3 separate regions of the Homo sapiens genome follow, and regions 1 and 3 are each linked to region 2. The links are chromatin loops, found by intact Hi-C in ENCODE. Cell type or tissue: PC-3. All regions are shown on one strand.

What was found. A loop is a pair of places that touch in the nucleus more often than their neighbours do. Peaks named below come from ENCODE experiments on the same cell type or tissue, not always from the same donor. Only the 100,000 strongest peaks of a DNase experiment are listed, where the experiment ranks them.
Region 1: a loop joins it to region 2, with 10 times the contacts of the local background. A loop is called at or near these places in 38 of 110 quality-filtered maps.
Region 3: a loop joins it to region 2, with 3 times the contacts of the local background. A loop is called at or near these places in 5 of 110 quality-filtered maps.

Annotation. Positions count from the first base shown.
Region 1 is chr5:34,655,306-34,660,305 of GRCh38, forward strand. It overlaps RAI14 (retinoic acid induced 14), which reads left to right and starts at 1,023. Exons shown (of 18, transcript NM_015577.3): 1 at 1,023-1,170. RAI14-DT (RAI14 divergent transcript) reads right to left here and starts at 868. Exons shown (of 3, transcript NR_183264.1): 1 at 688-868. RefSeq lists a silencer at 981-1,030. In PC-3, a CTCF peak has its summit at 2,913; a DNase peak (open chromatin) is centred at 956; H3K4me3 peaks cover 3,963 bases; H3K27ac peaks cover 3,028 bases.
Region 2 is chr5:34,521,323-34,526,322 of GRCh38, forward strand. It overlaps LOC124900958 (a long non-coding RNA gene), which reads left to right and starts at 4,634. Exons shown (of 3, transcript XR_007058727.1): 1 at 4,634-4,769. RefSeq lists an enhancer at 1,709-2,232. In PC-3, a CTCF peak has its summit at 1,993 (motif pointing right); DNase peaks (open chromatin) are centred at 1,989 and 3,029; H3K27ac peaks cover 3,324 bases.
Region 3 is chr5:34,574,889-34,579,888 of GRCh38, forward strand. No RefSeq gene overlaps it. Among named protein-coding and RNA genes, the nearest start is that of RAI14-DT, 79 kb to the right of the region's middle. In PC-3, no CTCF peak of the experiment used is centred here; no DNase peak of the experiment used is centred here; H3K27ac peaks cover 1,300 bases.

The DNA of each region.
Region 1 (5,000 bases), 130 kb after region 2:
ACTTACAGTAGATCCCAGAAAGAACTCAATACGTTATTTATTCTAGAAAGCTTTCTTCCCTGAGCAAAGGAGGCAGAGCTAACGAGGAGAAGGGAGGAGCTTAGGTGAACAGAACTGAAGTCACAGCTGGTTAGCATGACTAGAATGCATGGAAAAGCCAGCCCAAATTAGATGAGTGGGTAGATAGAGAGCTTTGAAATCCTTGGAATTAATGGTGGAGTCCATCGTAATTGAAAGGTCGGGCCTTAGTGGGCTGGGATAGGGAGAGAAGCTGTCGGGGACCTGGGGCAGTGAGCCTGTACCCCGTGGCTTCTCACACACTATTTTGAAGGCGTTCCCATGCGCAATCTCGCCTGTCAGTTCAGGCTGTAGGTTTCTCCTTTCTAACTCCTGAGCAGAACAACACTGAACGGTGGTAGTCTTGCCTTGCCACCCAATGAGTGCTAGAAAACAGTCACTTCAACCAATTGGTTCAGTCCGGAGAACGTGAGCACATTCTACTTTACTTTCTGTTCAATGATTTTGGAAAACAACCTTTTAGATTCTGGTCAGAAGGGGCTTGGATCCGTGACTTTGAAACACTCGCCACTACCACAAACGACTTTGGAAGTTAATCAGAAATAAACAGTATCTGGGATCTCATCCGTCCTAAACCCAGGGGTCAGAGCGTGGGGGGCTTCCACTAACTTCAGGTTAAGAGGATGAAACAGATCCGCGGAGAAGGGTCCCACGATCCCTGGAGACTAAAAGCAAGCCACGAACAGCCGGGACGCGCGGGCCGGGGAGATGCGCCGGGGGCTGGAGGGCGGAGAGCACCCCCCGCAGGTCCCGGCCAGAGCCCGGGGCCGGGTCACCTGACTCGCGGAATTTGGGGCCGCGAGGGGTGGAATGGGAGGGGAATGGTTAGCGCCTCCCTTCCCGCTCCCACTGGATCCAGGTCGGCGGGGGCCGGCGCCCGGCGGCCACGTGGTGGTGCTGCCGCTGCCCCCGCCCCGCCGGCCTAGCCCGGGAGCTCGGCGCCCACTGACCCCCGCAGCGGGGGAGGAGGAGGGACTGCGGCGCAGGAAGCCGAGCAGGAAGCGAGCCCGGCGGCCGCGTTTTCCTGGGGAAGCGGCGGGCGGGGTGGAGCAGCCAGCTGGGTCCGGGGAGCGCCGCCGCCGCCTCGATGGGGTGAGTGCGCGGCACGGAGTTGGGAGGCTCCCGGCGCGGGGTCCCGGGCTCGTGTCCCCGCCTTTGTGTCTGGAGCTCGGGCGCGGGAGGCGCTGGGGACGGCGCCCGGGCGGAGCGGCTGAGCGGGCTGCAGCCGGGGTCCCGCCACCTCTCCCTGGTCCACCGCCGGCAGCCCACTGTCTGCGGAGAGCAGATCTGGGGACAAGAGGAAGGAGAGGAAGGTGGAGATGAGGGTAGAGCGGGAAGACCCGGCCAAGTTAGGAGAAGGGTTCTTCCCGGGTCCTCCGCGACTCGCAGGCCGGCTGGGGCGGGGCGCGGGGCAGGGGCCGCGGCGGAGGGAGCGCGGGTGGGAATGAATGAGCAGACCCGGAGATGCACCCTGGAGTCTGCGCCGGGTCCCACCTGTTTCGCCCCGCGCGGCGCCTCGCTGCCCCCGCGTCGGTGCTGCTGAGCCCAATCCGCCTCCCGGCTGAACTTGGAGGAGGTGGGGAGGGAGGTGCGAGCGGGAGACTCCGGGTGGCTCCCAGGACGCGGGGTCCGCTATTGTTCCTCCTCTGACTCCAGGGAGCCCCTCGGCCGGCCCAAGGGCGGGGGCGAGACCCCTCTGGGCCTGCCCCTGCCCCCTACCTTGTTTTCCCCGCCGCAGCTCGGGGAGAACGGATGCTGGAGTTGGGGCAGACTCGGGGCCGCCGGGACTTCGGGAGTAAGGAGGACGTGGAGCCACCAGAAAGGCGCCCGCCATCTCCCGCGACCCCTGCCTGGTGGGGGGTGGGGGGTGGGGTGTCGTCCTCAACCACCTTCGCTGCCTTCTTGGGCAGGTTGGTGTCGGTTTAGTTTCTGCGGTTTGCAGGGTTGACATCCTAACTCCTTTGAGTTTCGCATCCCCCTTTTGTGGAGGGGGCTCAGAGCCTGGAGAAGCAACAGACGGGGAATTAAGGCAGATGCAGCCCAGCACAGCGTGGAGGGGTCCGAAGTGGCCTCACGGGGGCCTGAGCATGGCTGTCTTTCCAGGCTCCTCTTTATTTGCCAGGAGCCCAGCTAAGCCCAACTTTACTCCCAGAAATGTTGAGGGGAATCTGCGGACTCGAGGCCCCTCGCCTCGGGACCAGCGGCTTCTCTTCGCCGCAGCTCACGCATGATCGGGGTGGGATTCCGTCTTCCTTCCGGGAGAGGAGAATGCCCAGCTGCCTGGGATGGGGAAACGTTGCCGGATCTCTGGGGAATGTGGTCTCAAGGCTGCAGGGGCCTGGCAGAGAGGAACTGTCCATCACTAGGACATAGCCGAAGCTCGCCTTAGCGAAGAGAGTCTCACCTCCTCGGGCTTTGCACAGAGTTGGAGAAGAGGTCGGGAATCACAGGGAGGCTGGATTTTGGCTGCTCTGTCCCCAGCCTGCAGGTCCCTGTTCGCCCTGTGGCTCGGAATTTTATTACTGATGTATATAATCTGATAATCTTTTCTTAATGATGCCTAACAAGTGTGATTTTTTTCCCCCTTGGGTTTGTAAGACAGTTGATTTTATGTGAGGAGATTGATCCAGTTCTTATATTTTAGCCAGTGCTTGTCTAACAGAGATTGGGAGAGCTATCCCGTGCTGGGCTGTTGCACAGTTTTCATCTCCATTCACTGAGATGCTTCAGTAATGAATTTATTGTTTTATGGCTTTTTGGAGATGGTGGTGGTGGTGGTGTGATTATAACCCTGCTGGAAAATCTTATTACTGTTATCTGAATTGAAGAGACAGAAAGGATGCTGAGCCCCCTAGGGATTCCGTAGGGGAATGATGTAGTGTCCCGCCCACCAGTAGTGAACCTGACAGTGAAATTCTCTCTCCAGTCTGCTAGTTTTCAAAGCATGTTCTAGGCAGGTACACGTACTATCACCTAGGCTTTAAAAGTGAAGAAGCAGATTTGGAGGTTAAGAACAACTGGGCCTTGGAATTAATAGAATGCAGTGGACAACTTTTGCCTCTCCTTCCTCCACCCCCTCCCTCCCTTCCTTCTTTCCTTTTTTTTCATCCTTTAAAAATAAAAATAAGGGCCAGGCATGGTGCTTATGCCTGTAATCCCAGCACTTTGGGAGGCCGAGGCAGGCGGATCATGAGGTCAGGAGATCGAGACCATCCTGGCCAACACAGTGAAACCCCGTCTCTACTAAAAATACAAAAAATAAAAATTAGCTGGGCGTGGTGGCACGCACTTGTAATCCCAGCTACTTGAGAGGCTGAGGCAGGAGAATCGCTTGAACCCGGGAGGTGGAGGTTGCAGTGAGCTGGGATTGCGCCACTGCACTCCAACCTGGCGACAGAGCAAGACTCTGTCTCAAATAAATAAATAAATAAATAAGTATGAAATATTTCTAACATACATAAAAACAGAGTATAGTAAGCCATTTTGTCTTCTACTTCCTAGGTTTAATAGTTGCTAATATTTTCATATTTGATCCATACCTCTCCCCCCCCGGAAAAATAAACTATAACTTAAATATTTGATCTATTCCTACTCCTTTGCCTCCATCCTCAGGTAACCTCTAATGTGAAGTTAGCGCACACAGTTCTCAAGCATGTTTGGAACTACACTGTATCCACAAAAAAATACATGTGAGTTTGTGTTTAACATTTTACATAAATGGCATAATTCTACCTATGTATAGCTTGCATTTTTAACTTACTATGTTTTTGAGATACATGTGTTAATAGATCTTTATTCACTTTAGCTGTTACAGAGAATCCCAGTGTATGAAAAAAGTATAGTATATTTACTCCCTTGCCAAGAGTAAGTTAGGGTTTCTGGTTTTTCACTGTTTTTTGTTTGAGCTGCGGTCTCGCTCTGTCACCCAGGCTGGAGTGCAGTATCGTGATCACTGCTCACTACAGCCTCAATCTCCTGGGCTCAAGCAGTCCTCCTGCCTCATCCTCCAAAGTGGCTGGGACCACAGGCACATGCCACCATGCCTGGCTAATTTTTTTCATTTTTGTAGAGACAGGGTCTTACTATGTTGCTCAGGCTGGCCTTGAACTCTCAGCCTCAAGTGAGCCTTCTACCTCAGCCTTCCACAGTGCATGAGCCACTGTGCCTGGCCTAGTTTTTCACTGTTACACTTTTTCTGCTGAGTGACACTCTATTTCCATTTTCATTTTTATTTTTATTTCTTTTTACTATAACAGTTTGTACAATAAACATCCTGAGATGTTTTCTTGTGCACACATTTTTCTGTTACACACTTATTTAGTTAGTTGCTGGGTAATGAAGTTTAGGTAATATTGCATTTATTATTCATTCTTCAACAAATATTTAGGGTGCTTGTATGGTCTTGGCTATCTGTTGACTAAAAAAGTGAAACTGATTAAATTCTAAGAAGATTACATAGTTGGCTGGATTATTTTTTTCTTTTTTCTTTCTTTGTTTTAATTAAGAAAAGTGGGACTGGTGTAGTGTTGCATGCCTGTAATCCCAGCACTTTGGGAGGCCAAGGCAGGAGGATTGCTTGAACTCAGGAGTTCAAAACTAGCCTGGGAAACATGGTAAAACCTCATCTCTACAAAAAATACAAAAATTAGCTGGGTGTGGTGGTGTGCCTGTGGTCCTAGCTACTCAGGAGGCTGAGGTGGGAGGATTGCTTGAGTCCTGGATGTCAAGGCTGCAGTGAGCCTAGATTACACCACTGCATTGCAGCCTGGGCGACAGAGTGAGACCCTGTCTCAGCTCCCAGCACTTTGGGAGGCCGAGGCAGGTGGATCACCTGAGGTCAGGAGTTCGAGACCAGCCTGACCAACATGGAGAAACCCCGTCTCTACTAAAAATACAAAATTACCCAGGCGTGGTGGCGCATG
Region 2 (5,000 bases):
CCAGACTCTGTCTCAAAAAAGAAAAAAAAAAAAAGGAAAATTTCCTTTTGGTCCACTTAATTGGAAAAGTAAGGTCACTGTACATATGTCTTCTGGTACGTGGATTAGCAAGTGCACACTCCAGAATAAATAAACAAAACAAGTCAGAGTGTTCCCCCCCTCCCGCCCCGAGAGCCCAGGTGACAGCTTCCATCTCAAATAATATGTGTTCAGATGCACAGAGGGAAAATCAGACTGGATTAAAAGGAAAACAAACAATAGGAACTGTATCAAGATCCCAGCAGAAGAAATCATTCAACTCAGGTGGTTTAGATGAAGAGAGTTTAATCACAGAGGTGCACAGGGTGAAAGGAGTAACCAGATGATGAAGACCCAGAGAGGAGCAACGGCAGGAAGCTGCTACCTCCCCTAAATCGGAAGAAACGAGAGAGGAAATGGAGCCCGGTGAGGCCTGGAGCCATGGTGAGGCCTCTACCAGAAGCGGGAGTCACAGAGTCACTGCCAGAAGCAAGGCTCAAAGCTGGGAGGGAGCATGGGGGACAGGACACCCTGGCATCCTCTGCCCTCCACCCTAATTCTCTTTCCTCCTGCCCTCCATTCTCCTGATGGAGCCTGGCTCTGATTCTACCTAACAAGAAACCAAGGCAAGGGAGCCAAGGTGATAGGATCCAAGGCTCAGACCAGGGCAGAGAGGAGGTTAGAGCAGGTCCAGTTGTGGTGAAGGAGGGGCGTGGCAAATAGTTTCATCTTTGTGCTTTGTCAACACAAAGACTAAACTAGGTCTGGGTGCGGTGGCTCATGCCTGTGATCCCAGCACTTTGGGAGGCCAAGGCGTGGATCACCTGAGGTCAGGAGTTCAGACCAGCTTGGCCAACACATTTTCCACTTATTTTCACCACAAACAGCTGTATTATCAGCATTATTATTTTTGAACTTTGTCAGTCTTGGTAACATAGAAATATTTACTTATAATTCCTTGGTGAAGTAACAGGAGTGTTGCTGTTACCGGAAAGGGGTCTGGATCCAGACCCCAAGCGAGAGTTCTTGAATCTTGTGCAAGAAAGAATTCAGGGCAAGTCCGTAAAGTGAAAGCAAGTTTATTGGGAAAGTGAAGGAATAAAAGAATGGCTACTCCATAGGCAGAGCAGCCCCGAGGGCTGCTGGTTGTCCATTTTTATGGTTATTTCTTGATGATATGCTAAACAAGGGGTGGATTATTCATGCATCCCCTTTTTAGACCTTATCGGGTAACTTCCTGTCATTGCCATGGCATTTATAAACTGTCATGGCGCTGGTGAGAGTGTAGCAGTGAGGATGGCCAGAGGTCACTCTCGCCACCGTCTTGGTTTCGGTGGGTTTTAGTCGGCTTCTTTACTGCAACCTGTTTTATCAGCAAGGTCTTTATGACCTGTACCTTGTGCTGACCTCCTGTCTCATCCTGTGACTTAGAATGCCTAACTGCCTGGGAATGTAGCCCAGCAGGTCTCAGCCTTATTTCACCCAGCCCCTCTTCAAGATGGAGTTGCTCTGGTTCAAAAGCCTCTGACACTATTGTTCTCAGGTTTTCAGTTATCCTTACCAAGCTTTCTTTCAGAAGCCTCTCTCTCAAGACGCCCTTGTGTCTTGTGACGTGAAATAGGAGGAGAGAAAGTGGAAGAAGCTGGGTGGAGAAAATGAAGGCAGGAGCCCTTCTTCTTACCAATAGAACAACTGTGGTTTAAAAAAAAGGAAATGGAATGAGAACTATGGAGGGAATTTTGCAGATAGGTTCTTAGGCTCTCTGGGACTAATGACATGGAGTGAAGGAAAATGTTTGGTCTTAGAGATGGTAAACAGGTGACTTACACAGAACAAAGAGATGTGATAAAAGAGGAAGTGTTAAGGAATTTGAATTGAGTACTGACAAAGACTGGTACTGTTGTCCTTATGCATTGGGCAAAGTGGGCTGCAGAATTGCTCGACCTTCCAGGTGAAGTTAATGTTGGCCGCTAGGTGGCAATCACATGTCTTCAATAACCGAAGACATCGCAGGCCTGAGTAACTGGCCTTCCTGGTGAGTTTCATCAGTCCATCCACTGTCAGAGAATTATAGTTTCAAAGTCTGCTTGGATGCATTTTAATATTAAATCAATTTGTGAGTGCTCATTATGATTCGTCAAAATCATGGCCCCAAGCAGCTACTGTTTTCAAAGTAAGTGATGTGTGGTTTTCCTTCCACTGTTTGGGTGTTTACACTTAGAGCTTCCTCCTACTTCTTCTCCTTAGGAACTTGACACTATTTCTGCCATAGAAATGATGTTCCAGGCAACTATTTCTTACAAAAACAATAAATAGAACAGGTCTTGGGTCTGAAACAATTGGCCAGCTGAGATTTTGTTTTGTATTCATTTGGTTTTCCTGCTTGGTAGATTTAAACAAAGCTTTCCAACATTTTACTTTCGAAGCAAGATTCACACTGAAAAAACCATGTTACAGCACAATGTTGTAGACGCTAATCTATTCTGATGGATGTGTTTTTTATAGGTCTTCATTTGATTTAATATATATTTAAAACTGAGTTTGTCTGCCTGGTGAGAGATGAAGGAAATACAAATATAATCACTTTACAAAATAAATGCCTAAGATGGGGAACACTCAGCATATAGTGTTTATATATATTCACACACCAAGAAATAATCAAATATAATGATGCCAGCATTGATCGTAGATTTTCATAGCCACATATTTCTTGAGTGGTTTGTGCTAGCAAGGGAGACCCAGAGAGTCAGATGCACTCAAGCTTTTGTAATGAGGTGGTGCAGCATCTTCAATCCCCAGGGTATCTCCTATAACTTTCTACAGGATCTGATGCCATGCTAGAGAGTTGCGAAGCTCTGAATAGCTTTGCTTACATAGAGTGTTGGGTGTTTTGAGATTTATTTTGGAAGAGAAAGGAGAGAAGTTTCTCTGAGACATAGCAGGTCATATGTGGCTGAGCCTACAGCAAGGCCAGTGAAAGTGATTATGAGTCACTCATAGCCTAGGAGTGTGTCCCAACAGATATTTCTGATTTGGCCCCAGGCCACCATCAGACTATGTTGTCTTAAGTTGTCATATCTGGTAACTGCAAAAATAAACCATTTTAGTTGTCATATAAGATATTGTCATGTAAGTATTGACCTCTTCAAATGAATAATCATCTCAAGACCTTCAAACAAGAAGTGGTTCTAAGGTTGCATATAAGCATTACATATCGATGAAAACATTGATCACAGACATATTACAGCTGAGTACCAAGTGCTACTGGAGTCACAGCAACATCAGTTCTGGATTATCAATGTTTATGTCCAAAGGGGAGATAAATTGTTGACAAGGTAGTAGTCAGGGTAAGTCAATAGTTCAGTGGGAAAGCATTAGGGACAGATCTTTTTAGCTTTACCCTCTTTACCCACCAAACACTCATTTTTAATTAGGAACAGATTCAATGTGAAGGATAGGCTCACTCATCACTGTGGTGAGACATTGTTCTCATGTCCTTCACTGCCCACACTCTTTTTATTTTTATTTTTTTATTTTTTATTTTTTTATGAGACGGAGTCTCGCTCTGTCGCCCAGGCTGGAGTAAAGTGGCACAATCATGGCTCACTGCAGCTAAGACCTCCCCCGGCTCAGGTGATCCTCTCATCTCAGCCTCCAAAGTAGCTAGGACTACAGGCACCTACCTGGCTGATTTTTCTATTTTTTTGTAGAGATGATTTTGCCTTGTTGCCCAGGCTGGTCTCAAACTCCTGGGCTCAAGAGACCTGCCCGCCTCAGCCTCCCAAAGTGCTGGGATTACAGGCGTGAGCCACACCACCCGGCCATTGCCTACACTCTTTATCCAGAGTTTATTTGGTGATTTTCACCTCATTTTTGTGCTCAGTCTTAAGATCTGATTAATGCCAAAAATAAATAATCTAATTTCAAAATAATATAAGTTCATATTACGTATAGACATGTTTGTGCACATATGCATATGATGAGCTTCACGTATACAACTATTCATACATTTATATTTTTATCATTCATATATGCATGCATGTGTGTAAGAGGACTTGGCCTTTCTTATTTAAAACTGATCATATATTAATATATATAAGAAGGACAGAGAATGGAAGGCCATACACCTCCATGTTAGCAGTAGTTATCTCACAAGGGTAGAATTACTTCCTTTGCTGATTTCTCTTCTATTCTTTTTTTGTCTGTGATTTTCATGTTTTCTGCAATAATCAAATATTACTTTTATAAATAGAAAAAACCCATAATGTAATGGTTTTGGAAAAGTGTATTTGACTTTAGTAACAAAGTAGTCTGTTCTAACAAAAAAGCAAGGTAAAATTGGTCTTAGGGCCTGACAGCTCAGGTGACCCTTAACTCACTGCTTAATTGGCACTGACTTGGCCAACATCACCTCAGTGTTTTCTCATCTGAAGCAGAGAAGATATTTGCTAAGCCCTATTCAGGGCTGTTGAGGAATCAAATGAGAAGGTTATCCGAAAGCACTTTGTGATTAGACTGCATATATAAAAACATGCTGACTTCACTGTGACAGTTGCATTTTCCGTGAACTGGCTGTGCACCTCCTGTTATAGGGAGTTCCCAGGAGCCGGGTCATGCCCGAGCCTTCCTGTGGAACTCCCCGAAGAACTTGGTCCCTCATTTGGGAACAGCAACAATCAAGAAGACCTGCCAATGTCAGAACTGGAAGAGTACCAGATTCCCAGATTTAGTTCCAACAGTCAAGAGTCAAGGTTTGTTTCATCGGATATCCTGACCATGGAATTCCACAGGAACTAGGGTGGTTGAATCAATAATAGGACACTCAGGTACATTTGAATTTCAGATACAGGTACATAACAAATAATTTTTAGTATGAGTATGTCCCAAATATTGCACAGAATTCATGTACATCAAAAAACATTTGTTGTTTATCTGAAATTCAAATTTAACTGAGTTTCCTGTCTGTATTTTTTTGTTAAATC
Region 3 (5,000 bases), 54 kb after region 2:
CTCCCTTATCTACAAAATAGGAATAATAATATCTACTTCTTAGATATTAAACCAAGGATTCAACAAGGTAATATAAAAAGACTTAGAATACTGCTGGACCCTTTATTAGTGGTGAACCAACTATTATATTTTATTACAGGTGGTGGAAACAGTAGCTGTAGTGCACTGTTTCATAAGGTCCTGGGGTTTTCTAAAGGGAGGCAATGTGTGGTCTTCTCTCCAACCCTTTTCCTGCCACCAGCATGGTTGGCATGAGCAAGTTGCCTTGGTAACCTGAGAGCAACAGTTGTTGACTTCAGGACTTCTACATACAGCAGAACGCTGCCTGGTTCTATTCCCTTCCCTGGGAGCATTTATAGGACTTGGAATCACGTGGTCTGCACACCTGACTTGATGAACTACTTGTTTAAAGAGCTGGAAAAACCCAAAACAATAAGGAGAGCAAAAGCAATGTGAGAAGAAAGCTGCCTCAGGTACGGGCCTTTTGCTCTCTGAGGTTGTTTGGCTATCACTTCCTCCACATGCACATAGGAGTAACAACCTAATGAAATGCTCAGAAGGCTGCCAACACCCATCTCCAAGGCTCTGGAGGTGACTTCAATGAGACCCACTTAAGGAGCCCCACAGGCTCTCCTGAACACTATGCAGATTGGCTAATGAAATCCATCACCCCTCTTCTTTGACAGCTTCTTAATTAACCATCCTTTTAGTAAATCCAGCTGTGTACAATGCATAAGCCATGGGCACATTTCAATGAACTTTAAATAATGATTTTTATAAAATTGGTGAAAAAAAATTAAATGAAAACCCTCTGCCTAAGCCTTTTATCTGCAGCAATTAGCAAACATTACCCCAAGTTGCCTGTCTAATTTATAAGGTCTTGAGGACCTGATCTTTTTTCTGTCCCCACTAGGATTGCACAGATAGGTTTTAACTTCTGCAGAGAGGTTCTTAACTTAGGGACCAATAGACCCACAAGTGTTCCAAAGAGAGAATTCAGCAAGTCCATGAAGTTGGATGGAAAAAGATTACAACTTTATTTTTGCCAGCCTCAAATGGATATTTAGCATTTCTTTCAATTCAAAAGGCTGTCAGCAAACTACAATTCTGTACTTACAGCAGTCCCTACTTTTTTACTAGTAAAAATCAGATATTTTCATATCAAATAATAATTGTTGCAGATACCTTGAAATAGCATTTACTAATAGCACTACTTCTAAATTAAAATAATCAATAGAACTGCCACTAGGTCTTATTTAATGCATTAGGAAAAAAAGCACATACATTATTATATCACAAATGTGTACTTTAAGCATTTTGATAACTGTATTTTAATATTACTACAGTCTGCTGTGGAATTCTATGAATTTTATTTTATGCATTTTAAAATATTCCTCTGAGAAAGGTTCCACTGGCTTCACCAGGCTGCTGGGGGTTCCCATGGCATGAATAAAGTTAAAAACCCTGGAGCAAGGGGCCCAATTCCTGGCCCTCCTGCTGATCAATAGCACACCCTTCTTCTGTCATCCTCATCTTCCACTCTTTTTTGTCCTTCTAGTTACCCCCACCTCCTTCCCAGCCCTAGGCACTGCGTTGCATTTCATTTCTGATAACTCTTCCTAAAGTATGAACTAAAAGCATAAGGCTGGGCTCTCATGCCTGTAATCTCAGCACTTTGGGAGGTGGAGGTGGGAGGATTACTTCAGCCCAGGAGTTCAAGACCAGCCTGGGCAACATAGGGAGATGCTCATTGCTACGAATAATTTTTTTAAAAAATCAGCCAGGTGTGGCAGCATACATCTGTGGTCCCAACTATTCAGGAGGCTGAGGCAGGAGAATCGCTTGAACCTGGGAGACAGAGGTTGCAGTGAACCAAGATCACACCGATGCACTCCAGCCTGGGCAACAGAAGCAAAACTCCGTCTCAAAAAAAAAAAAGCCACTTACACTTATATGTCCTATGGTTGCATAGGCACCCCTGATTCCCTTCTCCCATAAGAGCTTGTGGGGGCCTCCCACTCCCTGCTCACTGTGAGAAGCGCATCGCCCTGCCAGAGGCCCCTGTGCCACCATGGAGCTTCAGCGGGGCGGGTTCACCGTGGTGCATTACAGAGTTTTCCTAAAATGACACCCTCCATCCTGTGGTTGATACTGTGGTTTGGAGATTTTTAATGAGCCCATAAACTATCTTTATAGTTGTCCTTGTTTGTTTTTAAAACATTGGAGTTATCAGCAGGATCCTGAGTCTCATTTCACTCTTCAAGCAGATTCTATTTTTGGCTTGGCAAACTTTGAGAGTGGAAGCCTTTTCCACGAAGAAGAAATGGAGCCAAAAAGAAATGGCTTCCTAAAAAAGCTTCATGTGCTTCTGGAAGAAAAATGATGTAGGAGGTGGAAGTCCAACCTAGAAATAGAACAGAGGCCAGAGGCAGGAGTCCTCCTCATGGGAGCATGACCTGTGGTAGCTCTGGGCTGGGCCTGCAGAAGGCGCCATGCCTGGTGAATGCCCTGCTCCCGCCATCTTGAGATGAGATGCTTCTCAAGTGTGGAAGAATCAGTTCTGCATTTTCATTTTGTACTGGACCCCACAGATTATGTAGCTGGTGCTGGCCAGCTGGGCTGTGTTGTGAGTAATACCTCCTTGTGTTCTCAGAGGATAAGAAGGGAGCTCAGTGGGGGGAAATGGCACCTAAGTTGTAAGGGTGCGTGAAGGCTTATTTTAAACCTCAACTCGACTGAAACATGCGGTGTCCAGATTAAATATTATTTCTGGGTGTGTCTGTGAGGGTGTCTCTGGATGAGATTAGCATTGAATCAGTGGACTGAGTAAAGCAGACCGCCCTCCCCAGTATGGGAAGACATCCTCCAGTCTATTGAAGGTCTAAGTAGAAAGCGAAGGTGCTGGAAGAGGGTATTTGCTCTCTCTGCTTGACTGCTTGAATGGGAATGTTAATCTTCTCCTGCCCTTGACTGGGACATGTACCATCAGCCCTCTGGCTCTCAGAACTTGACCACCAGCTTTCCCGGGTCTCCAGCTTTAAGATGACAGACCGTGGGACTTCTCAGCCTCCACAATTGTGTGAGCCGATGCTTCAAAATGAATCATATACATTAGATTTTATTTTATTTTTTTTTGAGATGGAGTCTGGCTCAGTCACCCAGGCTGGAGTGCAATGGCGCAATCTCAGCTCACCACAACTCCGTCTCCCGGATTCAGGCGATTCTTCTGCCTCAGCCTCGCAAGTAGCTGGGATTACAGGCACCTGCCACCACACCCAGCTAATTTTTTGTGTTTTCAGTAGAGATGGGGTTTCCCCATGTTGGCCAGGCTGGTCTTGAACTCCTGACCTCAGGTGATCTGCCCACCTCGTCCTCCCAAAGTATTGGGATTACAGGCGTGAGCCACCGCACGCAGGTTCCATTTTAAACTGATTGGATCTCCCCTGGGAGAGCAAATCTGACCTAGAGCAAAGGCCTTGTTCAGCCTGGGGTGTCCTGTTGGGTCCAAGCATTCATGAAGCTACATCTTTCAGACCCTTAGGTCTCAGGAGCCTCCTTAGAGAACCCAGAATTAGAGTGTGCCCATGAACTGTATTCATTTGCTACCACTGCTATAACAAAGTACCATAAACTTGGTGGCTTAAAACAACACAAGCTTACTCTCTTACAATTCTGGATACCAGAAGTCTGAACTCATCCTTATAGGCCTAAAATCAAGGGATCTGGAGGCCCCAGGAGAGAACCTGTTTCTTGCCCCTTCCAGCTTCTCATGGGTGCCAAGAATCCTCGGCTCATGACCTCATTACTCCCATCTCTGCCTCTGTGGTCATTTTGTCTCCTCATCTGTGTTAAAGCTCCATCTGCCTCCCTCTTATAAAGACACTGACAACCACATTTGAGGCCCACCAGGAAAATCTCTCCATCCCAAGGTCCTTAACTTAGTTGTATCTGCAGAGTCCCCCTTGCCACATAAGGTAACATTCACAAGTTCCAGGGATTCAAGCATGCATGTCTTCGGTGGCCATCACTCAGGCTACCATAGGAGCTGTTGTGAAAGTTTGTGCTCAGCCAAGAAGCCCAGTGTCTTCCTGCAGCCCCAGGCCACTCCAGCACTTCCCTCACTGCTCTCCACTCTGGGCCTGAACTTCCAGAAGGCTCCCTGAAGCAGATCCACACCTCTGCAGCACCACTTCCCCAACCTTACCAAAGTGTGCCTGTGAACAGATGCTGCAAGAGGAGAAAGGAGAGGGGGAGGAAGGAGAAGGAGAAAGGGTAAAGGGAGGGAGGGTCACTCCAACCTTGCCTGCTGGTTAATGCAATAAACTGAATTGGACCAAGATGTCGATCACCTCTAATGATGGCATACATACTCTTAATACTTAATTTGACTCAAAGAAGAGACTAATAAAATAATTCCAGGCCCTGGAGAGGTCCACAGGGAAGACACTTTTGTTCAGGCACTGAAAAATAAACTATATCCATTTACCAGTAGGCTGGTCTGACCACTGGAACCAATGAACGACAGCAGTTCAGGCATTTTATAAACCCAGAGCACTGGCCAGGGATGAGCTCTGCAGCAATGGGTTTGCCTCTGTTTAGCCTCAGAACCTGGCTGACAACAGAACAGGGCCTGCGGGAAAACAAGGACAGGTGGCCAGTTATCCAAAGGGCTTCCTGCTCCACCATCTCCTACTCTCTCTGGACAGTTCATACACCAGAGAAAATGGCCTAAATATACGAACCAGATGATATGAGTCCCTTGGGAATGGGACTCATAAATACCACTCTGGGTGGAATTTAGCACAAATGGGATGGTGTGCAGAGCCATCCCTGAGCTCCCGTGAAGTGAGTGGAGTCGTCCTCTTTGTTATTCTCCCCTAAAGGCCCCTTCTGTCTTTACCCTGCCTCATAAAACTCCCCACACATTCAGCCCCCAGGGCCTGACACTGTTTCTGTCTTTGCGGCCCTGTCAGCAAGGGTTCAGGGGATAGTGGAGGAAC